Linked DNA regions of Homo sapiens: region 2 is linked to region 1. Evidence: read pairs that join two places in POLR2A ChIA-PET (ENCODE). Cell type or tissue: Panc1. All regions are shown on one strand.

The links. ChIA-PET counts read pairs that join two places held together with the same protein. Peaks named below come from ENCODE experiments on the same cell type or tissue, not always from the same donor. Only the 100,000 strongest peaks of a DNase experiment are listed, where the experiment ranks them.
Region 2: POLR2A ChIA-PET joins it to region 1 with 5 read pairs; 1 of 35 experiments calls an interaction of 5 or more read pairs at or near these places.

The regions. Positions count from the first base shown.
Region 1 is chr20:10,170,868-10,175,867 of GRCh38, reverse strand. All of the region lies in intron 2 of SNAP25-AS1 (SNAP25 antisense RNA 1), which reads left to right. It overlaps LOC105372524 (a long non-coding RNA gene), which reads right to left and starts at 3,439. Exons shown (of 4, transcript NR_187933.1): 1 at 3,082-3,439. In Panc1, no CTCF peak of the experiment used is centred here; no DNase peak of the experiment used is centred here; H3K4me3 peaks cover 1,109 bases; H3K27me3 peaks cover 740 bases.
Region 2 is chr20:11,443,926-11,448,925 of GRCh38, reverse strand. No RefSeq gene overlaps it. Among named protein-coding and RNA genes, the nearest start is that of LINC02871, 420 kb to the right of the region's middle. In Panc1, no CTCF peak of the experiment used is centred here; no DNase peak of the experiment used is centred here; H3K27ac peaks cover 1,217 bases.

The DNA of each region.
Region 1 (5,000 bases):
TTCCAGCTACCGAGGAGGCTGAGGCAGCAGAATCGCTTGAACCTTGGAGGTGGAGGTTGCAGTGAGCTGACATTGAGCCACTGCACTCCAGCCTGGGTGACAGAGCAAGACTCTGTCTCAAAAAAAAAAAAAAAAAATGGGGTTGTGACACACTTTGACAAATAGAATGTGGCAGGATGACAGTGAGCAAGTTCTGAGTCCGAATCTCAAGAGACCTTGTGCAATTTTGCTCTCACTCTTGGAACCCTGCCTCCCCCATGTGAATAAGCCCAGGCTAGGCTCTGAAGGGTTGACAGATACATTAGCTCATCACTCCCATTGCCCCAGCCAAGAGCCAGCCAAGTTCAGACACAGAGCCACTTAGCTGACCAGAAGCCAATTGCAGATCCCAGGTAAGCCCAGAAAAGCTATCCAAGTCTATACAAAGACAAGTCAAACACATCATTTTTTAAGTTACCAAATTTAGGGGTAGCTTGTTACATGGCAATTGTTCATGGAAAAACTTTCAAATCTAAAATGCAGCCAATCAATTACTTTGGCTTCACTTGCACTTTCAGACAGAGGGCACATTTTCCAGGGAATCTCCCGTGACCAAGAAGGGAATCTGAAACATCCAATGCATTGTCTTGATGGTCTGTTGTGTGCTTCTGTGTACTTCCTATACATCACTGCTATATTAGCTATTATAAAAGCTCTTACAGTTATGGTTAAAACCTATAAGAGCTACTATAAAAACCTATAAGAGCTATTATAAAAGCTCTTATAGTTACGGTTAAAAGAGGTTCCTATGGTTGGAACCTCTTTACTTCTTAAGCTCTTTCATATTTAGCAAAGGCTAAGCTACCAATAACTCTTGATACTAACTGAAAAAAACATGTAGTAGAACATTGCTGTCTTCAGTTTCCTCACCCTTCTCCACTGAAAGCCATTATCCTTGAAGATGGACAGCACCCACTTGTCTTTAGCTATCTGGAATCTTTGACCAGGAATGTTGAAGCTTGCTTGTTTGCTGTCATATTAGATTAGAACTCTATTCTCTGCATTTTAAAGCAACAGATTAACTCTGCTATGATGCGGCATATCATAGAAAACTCAGTTCAAAGTTTTCTTGGGTGAAAAGGGGGATTTAATATCTGTTACTGGAAGTATCTGGCTTCAGAAGTGGTATTAATTAGATTTCAGTCTTTTTCACTCTATGAATAATCTCTTTTCCTCTATGTTGCCTTAATTTACAAGCAGATTTTCTCCATGTGGTGGCAAAATGCCTGCTGGAAGCTCAAGGCTCCCATGTTTTCTCCTAAATAACTGCAGCAGAAACAGATCTTTCCCTTCCCAATAGTTTCAGCCAGTCTTGAGACTGATTTTCATTGGACCCCCTTGTATCACATCTTCTGCCTGAACCAATTACTTCTTTCAGGGGAATGGAAAAATGCAAAGGGGCCAAACTGGTAGCCTGCTATTCCCTGAAAAAAGTAAATGGGAGGTGATGATGGGGTTAGTGTAACTCAATCAAGTGGACCAAGAAAGAGTGGGGTTTCCAAAGGAACATCAGGTGCTATTAGTGGAAGGGAGAACAGATGCTGACCAGCAAACTAGCAGCTCCCACGAGAGCAGAGGTTTTCAGTCTTACTGTTGTTATAGTCACCTGGGGGAGCTTTTAGAAAACACCTCTAGAGGTATGGTCTGAGGTATGGCCTGGGCATCAGTGTTATTTTAAATTCTCCAAGTGCTTCTAGTGAATAGCCAAGCAAGAGAATTGCTGTGTTAGAGATATTAATAGGTCATTAAACCTTACCCTAAGGATACCTTGAAGTGCTATGGTTTTGTTAGTTTAGGTTTTATGTTAGTTTAAAGGAGTGCATCTCTCAGGTAGAGTTTCCAACTCTAGAGGAGGCCAAGAGTCAGTGTGGTGCAGTGATCTGGGAATAGATTGGGGTGGGTAGGTGGGAAGCTGTAATTGCCCCCAATCTGAAATACATTAGCAACCTCCTTCTGTGTACACAGCTGCCAGTCCTGATGGAAACTTCCGAAATTAAAATTTGAGAAATCTTTTTTTCCAGAAAGCCAAAGAATACACTCTGATGCCCCCAATTACAGAACGAGAAGTACAGAAGGTTAGGTACCTGGTCAGAGGCCACTTCCTCCAGGGTTAAATGTATAGACCCTTGGGAGTCCCTGGCATCATTCAGCCTGTTGAGCCCACCCCTGGCTCCCTGACATCGTATCAGTGTGGGGTGGAACAGCCATTGCTATCTCTGCTACTGCAGTGTTTTCTCTCAGCTGGTTGGAGGACTGGATTCTCCTCATCTCTCCAGTGAGGAAAAGTTCTGGCCAATCACAAGAAGCCAACTGGAGACTGCAAATATGGGGATGAGATGGCAAAATCTGTTTTTGGAGCTGCAGGAGACACACCTCTCCGTGTGCAGAGATGCCCCAGAAACTTGTCAGGCGGGCATTGGCAGCTGCTGAACGCCCAGGGTTGCGTGGGGGTTTCGGAGGCTGTCTGGGTCTCCACACTCGGAATTCCACGTCTTCCCTTACCGAGGTCGAGGCCCTGGGAAAACCACTCTGTGTTGCTTCTCTCGCAATTTTAACTTCCAAGAAACCGGAAGAAGAGAATGCCCAGGGAAAAGCAGTGGATGCAGGAGGCAAAGTAATGGATTGCAAATCCCAACCCCAAAACCTTGATTCCTGTCTGCGTTCCTGCCTCAACCTCAGTTTTCTCTTCTGTAGAATGGGATATTAGATAATGTTTGACAGTCCTCCAGGCTCTGTGGGTTCTGAAGCTATGATGAGGCGGCAGCAGCCACTAACCTGCTTTGCTTTGGGGGCAACTCGTGGTTTGCAGCCGATGGATTGTTTATGACCCTTCTCATTTTTAAGAGCAAAAGACACCTCCTTTCCTCCTTGTCATTTTCTTCCCTCCTGTCCACCATCACTGTCATGGCAGGAGCATGAACTTTGGGTTAATGTCTAAAGTGTGTGAAGGGCAGGCCAGCCAAGTCCCATCTCTACGGTTTTACTTCCTATATCACACAGGGAGCTGTTTTGCACTTCTGCAGTTATGAAAGCTCAAGTTACCTTCCATTTTTGTTCCTCTCCGGTCGTCTGTCTTCCTCCCCCTCTCCTCTCCAGTCCTGACCCCGCTTCCTTCGCTGCCGTTTACTGATCACCCGCGTTGTGATGACGCCAGGCATTGTGCCAAAGGCGAGGGCCCGAATTCATCAGGGGGTGGATTAGAAGGCTCTGTCCTAAGCGAGCCTATCTTCTAACAGAGCAGATGTAGAAATAAACAAACAGTGACAATGCAGCCACAGCACAGCGCCCCGAGGGCTCCCGCGGAAATGAGCACAGGCTGTTTGGAAAGCCCACGGGAGGCCCCTTGACCCAGGGGATGCCTTGCTGGCGCCCCTCGGCTCGGTGGCAGCGGTGGCAGATTGCAGGCGGCGCGGGGGTGGTGCTGTCACCAGCCCTGCCAGTGCCGCAGTGAGTCAGGAACCCCGCCTCCCAGCCTGCGCCCGCGAACAAATCACCGCCACCCAACTCACTGCGGCACCGGACAGATTCCCTCCCGTCTACACCCTCACCGCTGCCCCGTCCTCCCTCCTGGGTGCCCCCCCCGCCCCCCCGCGCCTTCTGCTCTTCCCTGGGCTCTGGCTCCCCGACCTTCCGCCCGGCCCGCTGCTTTAGCAGCCCGAGGGGTGGGGGTGGCCGGCCCAGCTCTAGGGAGGCAATCGCCCCGCTCCGGTGTTCCTTTGCATCAGGAAGCTTGCTGGGGAAAGGGGAGAAACAGAAACAGTGAAATGACTCAGGATTTTTGAAGGGCTGGGACACAGTAGCGCAGAGGCCTCACTTCAGAAGAGGTGGGAGGCAAGACGCTTTGCCAGTCTCTGTGCCTCAAACACAGGGCCCCTGCCCAAGCTCTGAGCTTGAATTTCTGCAGGAGAGTAGAAATGCAGATATAATTTATAGCTCTAAAAATAAACGGATGATTTTGGATGAATTCACACCAAGCAGGTGACCCAGAAAAAGGAAGTAAGCTCTCAGAACCTTGAGCGTCCACAAAATAATCTCTGCTGGACAGAGATCGAGTTCTCTCAGCCGGCTGCCTTTCCAGTTGACCTTTAGGGAAGAAAGGATGGAAATGAAAAGTAGTGACTAGAGTCATTTCAGTCTCAAACTACCCAAAGGTACGTCGCAGCAAAGCCACTCTGAGATGTATCCCGCTGGTTTGAGACCCCCTGGCTATGAGGGTCACAGGTTCTGCAGGAGTTCCTGCTGTAGCTAGGATTGACTTTGTACCTCCCGGGTCACTAGCCATGGGCTAATGGCGAGGAATGGTGCTGCCTTGGCCTCTGGGATCAAAGACTTAGCTCAGGCCCCGATGGGCTTCAACCAAGATGGGCAGTAATTTGTTCAGTAAAACATATGACTCGGAATCTCAGCTCTTAGAGTGGCAGTGGGAAGCTTCTCGTTTCTCTGGTCCATACCAGTTTGCTATCAGATGAGGAAATGGCTGCCCGTCCTTCATACAGCAGCCAAGGTCACATTCAGGGAACCTAAGTCAGTTCATACCCTCATCTGCTCAGATTCCCCCACTGCCTTCCCATCCAAAGTCATTACCAAAGCTAAAAGACCCTCCAGGATTGGGCCCCTGTTATCGCTCACCTCCTTGCCTTCCATTCTCCCGGCTGTTCCCTCTGCTCCAGAAGTACTGGCCTTCTCCCTGTTCCTTGAAGATGCCAGGTGCACCCCAACTTCATGGCCTTCCTGCTGTCCCCTCCACCTGGAACTCTATTCCCTCAGATATTTATTTTATTTCACTGCTCAAAAGACCATCCTATCCAAAACAGCATCTTTTTCACAGCACTTTTGTTCTCTATTGCTTTCATGTCCTTATTATATATTTATGTATTGGTTTATCATATATCTTCCCTAGAAGGTAAGTTCCCTTAGAGCAAGGACTTTGTCTTGTGGACTGTTCTATTCCCAGTGTCTGA
Region 2 (5,000 bases), 1.3 Mb before region 1:
TTTTAATGTGCTCTCTACTTTTGGTCAGACCAATAGATTGCAGACAATGGAAAACATGATATTTTTATTTAAATAACATGAAATACAGAATATAAAAAAAAATTGAGTTAACATCAGTCCAGGTTAGGTAAAATTAGATGAATAAGCAAAATAGTCATCCTTCACTCCATCATTAAATTTACATCTTCAGTGCAGGTAGGTCGTTTCTCCCACTTGTCTGAGTCCGAGCCCTCAGTGTTCGTATTTTCACACATGAACTTCTTCTTAAACACTTTTACCACTTGGTACCTGTCTACCCAACCTGAACAGATGACCATCAATGCTTATTGGTGAGTGTAATGGCTTATTAGATACGGCAATATATACTTTTATGTCTAGTAGACTATTTAGATAGTTAAAAGCACACTTCTCCTCCTGATAAAATTTCAATTTTTTTTCTAATTCTTCCAAAGCTCTAATTCAGTGACCATGCTCTGAGCATATAGATTTGTCTCTTTTGAGTCCTTGTGGTGTTGCCTTCCTGAAAAATAATTTTATTATATTTAAATATAACTTTTACAAGGAAAGTGGTATTTCTCTGTTTTGGAAATGCTGACAAATGATGAAATAAGTTGCATTTTTATGCACGTGGATGCCACTTTAGAAGCCAGGAACAAACTAAAGGAATAAGGCGAATATCTTAGACCGTCCTCCTTTTACAAGACAAATGTAAAAGCCTAAATTTATTTCACGCCAAGAAAGTTTAAAACACAGGTATGCATTCAAATGGGTATCCACATGAACCTGAAATGAAAACGTGTGGCATTTCCCCTGAGTGGGCACTGACTTTGGAAGAGCACTGGGCAGCTGGCATAGCAAGGAATGTCCCCAGGCAAAGGGCTAGAAAATGCAATTGTTTGACTAAAGATGCAGTAGGAGACATGTTTGCCAAAAGGAAAGTTCAGAAGCTCTGCTTGAACATGAGTGTGAGGAAGTGAAAATACTTTAGATAGAATTTCTGTTATTGTCGTTAACAATGGGCTGGCTGATTCCCTGCTGGCAGATGGTGCCAGGGTTTCCTCTTGGAGAATTACATTGGGACAGCTGTGATCCATTCATAAAGCTCTGTCGTTGCTGAAAAAATGACAGCAAATATGAGAGCATGAACTATGAGTTTCCCTTAGATTAGAAGACTGAGTACACTTGGGGTGTCAAAATTACTTTGTTGGAATTTAGTTATGTATTGCTGCATAACAAATTACCCTCAGATTAGCAGCTAAGAAAAAAGTTTATTATCTCACAGGATCAGGAATCCAGGTGCAGCTTAGCAGGGTGCCTCTGGCTTGGAGTCTGTAAGATGCTGCAGTCAAGGTCCTTTCTGGGGATGCAGTCATCGGAAGGCTCGAGTGGGGGACGATCTGCTTCCAAGATCACTCACATGGCTGTTGGCAGGCTGGGAGGCCTTGTTAGCTGTTGCTGGAGTTATCAGCTCCTTGACACACTGGCCTCTCAATAGGCCACTCACAAAATGACAGTTTGCTTCTCCCAGAACAGGTATTCCAAGACCCTCCCTCTGACATACACACAGACACACACACACACACACAGACACACACACACACACACACACACACAGATAGAGAGAGAGAGAGACAGAGATACAGAAAGACAAAGAGAGACAGAGACAGAGACTCAGAGATAGGGAGAACGCAGGCCTTGATGTGGCAGAAGCCACGTTCTTTTTGTAACCTAATATCTGAAGTACAATTCATCACTTGTACTGTATTCCCTTCATTAGAAGTGAGTAAAGAAGTCCAGCCTACGCTCAAGGAGAGGGGATTACACATGGGCATGGATGCTAGGAGGTACAAGGGATCATTGATGGCTATCATAGAGGTTGCCTATCACAGTTGGTGACCATATTTTCCATTTTAAATGGATGCCAAGTTTATTTGCCTTCATTCAATCCTAGTAAGGTTATTTATATGAGACGAAATGCTTATTTTGAAAAGGAAGTCTGGTTTATTATACAGACCATAGTTATCACTAGATGTACCATCTTGGTTAGTGATCGTTAGCTGGCTTGTTTGGAGGCAATGGGAGGCTATGTTATTAGGCAGGGAGATGTGTGAGCTGGGCTCTTAGGACTTTGGACAGAAATCTACCACTTTCTTTATCTGTAGAATAGGCTTGACCATGAGAAATTTCCCTGGTAATCTTTGGCTAAATAATGGAAACACGTGCTTTAAAAGTGTCAGAATAGGGTAGAGTCACCTCTAGAAATAGCTAGTATCACTTATTTCATACATATGCTACATGTCTTTTGCATTATAGTGAGAAATTTACTATGTGTGGGTATTATAAATTGACCCTCAATACAAACAAATCTCTAGTTTCATGAGTCATTTTATAATGACCCATTGGTTAACAGGGGCATATTATAGGAAAATGACAAGCATTTCCATCAAGTCAATAAGAATTTGGATAAAAGAACATCATAGAATGTTACAGTTGATGAGGATCTTTGTGATTAATTGCCTCAACTCTCTCATTTTATGAATGAGGAGACATGCCAAAGCTGAGAATTAGCTAGAACAACTAGTTTACTGTTTAACCTATTACACGTTGCTGCTTTCACCCACGTTATAGAAATTAGGAACACAGAAGAAGAAAACAATGGCTTTACTTTCTGTGTCATCATACAAAAAAAAAATGGCAAAGGTTGGGAAATCTTTTGCAAATAATACTTTTAACTGCTAGCTTTTATATCTGTCTTTATTTCCAGGAACTATGTATTGTATTTCTATCTATATTTCCAGGCACTGGCCTAAAACATGAAAGGTATTCAGTAAATGGATACTTACTATGACAGGATCTAACCACTGGTGAGTTGCACAATCTGTTACTGTGTCCTAGTCTGTAAACTCATTACAGAAACTTGATTGGCTTCTGCAGTCACTATTGTAAGGTCTTGGTGGTGGGATGGCAGTTCTGGGGTGGTTAGGATATAAAAGTTGGAGGCAATATTCAAGGACAACATGGAGAAACTGAACAGGAAGCAATGGCATGGAGAAACTGAACAGGAAGCAGTGAGGCCTGAATTCTCAACACGGCTCTATTCTAGAGTTCCAGTTTGGGAATAAGAAAACTCAGGTTTCACTCTGTACCTTTCATGAGTTCTTTAATCTTGTGGAAATTACAAACTTTTTACCTGTAAAGTTGGATGATTAGATTAAATCAATGACTGTCAATTAATAATAATAGCATACCATTTGGGAGGGAGATATGCATATCAGAATTTCTGACATGAGGTAGGAAAAAAAAACATGTAGATAGAAAAAAATTTCTGAATGTTAGTGGTCAGAAGAACTTACTTTTCTGACAAGGGTAGGGTACCCTAGCAGAATTTTAAGATAGAAAAGTGGCATGTCATGCATGTTTATTAAAGGCTCAACTAGAAATACATTGAGACGCTTTGGTTGGATGATTGTCATTTCTTCCAGTCCTCAACTTCAGAGAGTCAGTGAGTGCTGAGGATCAGGGTCATTTGAGGAAACGATTTTAGAACAGGGGAAGTACTGAGGGAGGAATGAACTGGCCCCCAGCTAAGAGTGACCTGAATTGGTGCCAAGATTGGACACTGCCAGCAGAAGCAATTTCTTTAAATAAAGAACACTGAGCCTGTATGCTTCTATCCACCTCCGTTCAAAGGAAATCAAGATCCCAACTCCAGCTACCTTCTGTGAGGTGTCTCTCTCATCCACCAGTGAATTTCCAGGCCTAAAAATCACTTGTTAGTTTCCAAAATGTATAGCCCAAAGAAGCTATTCTTAGGAAAATGGTCAAAGAATGTGTTGATCTTCAATGTAAAGCCAAATTAAATTGTTATTGGCTTCAATGTTGAATGGCAAAAAACTCACTGCAGTTATTAAACCTATAATTTCAATTAATTACATTAGCACACCCAGGCTTTTTGAAGGTGGGGACAATGAAGAACATTCTTAAACTGACTTTTGTTTTATTTTGATTGATGTCACTGTATTACAGACCTAGTGACATTTTACAAAAATCTAAAATATTATTTATATGTTGATTTACTTATATATTCACTTATTCTATATTAAAATCTAAATTCTGGTAAATCTCTGAAACATATTGCAACTTTGGCTTAAGAATAGAAGAAAACTTGAAACAATTGTCCTGCCATAAAATATGGGAGATATAATTTATGACCAGAGGGTGAATTTGAAGCAATTTCCTCTTCTACCTCTAGCTGCTCTAAGAGAAGTAAGGAAAAGAGATAGTCTGATAAAACGTTTATCATGGAAAGGGAGGAAACAGTGTAGAAGGCAAACTTAGGCTTGAAATAAGGAGTCCTGGATTCTAAGGCGATGCTTCCAAAATTCTTGGCCAAGTCACAGACTCAACACGGACCACATCCTTCAGATTCTCTGAGTGTTCATTAGATTATTCCCTGTAACTTTCTCAAGTGTTGCAATATTTTTGAAAATTAAAAATTAAAGCAAAGACATGTATTTAATTCAATTCAATTCATTCAATTAAATATACATCGTAGGAAGTTTTCATATCTTTGTACAATATTAGAAAACTTCATTTAAAAGTTTTTAAACATGAGTTTACAAATATGAACTTACTATAATATATTCAACCATTCTCTCATTTCTAATTTTTCATAATAATTAATAACATTTCAATGACTGTCTTTGCACTGAAATTTCTGAGGCTGCCAACAGAGTGGAAAAAGAAGTGGGGCAAAGGTGGGAGGTGTGACGTAAATATCTGTGTATATACCTTAACTTTTTTTTTCCACAAATTTATCATTAAAAGCTGGAGTTTCACCTGGCTGGGTGCAGAGAACAATTATGTCAATTACTGCAGGAACAGTTAGTTATATAGGAACAATTTGGCCACATTTAGGTAATAGCATTAGGAAGGCTTTCCCTGAATAAAGCCAGGCTCCTGGGCTGGGCTAGGCTCAAAAAACCAAATTCCTCTGGCAA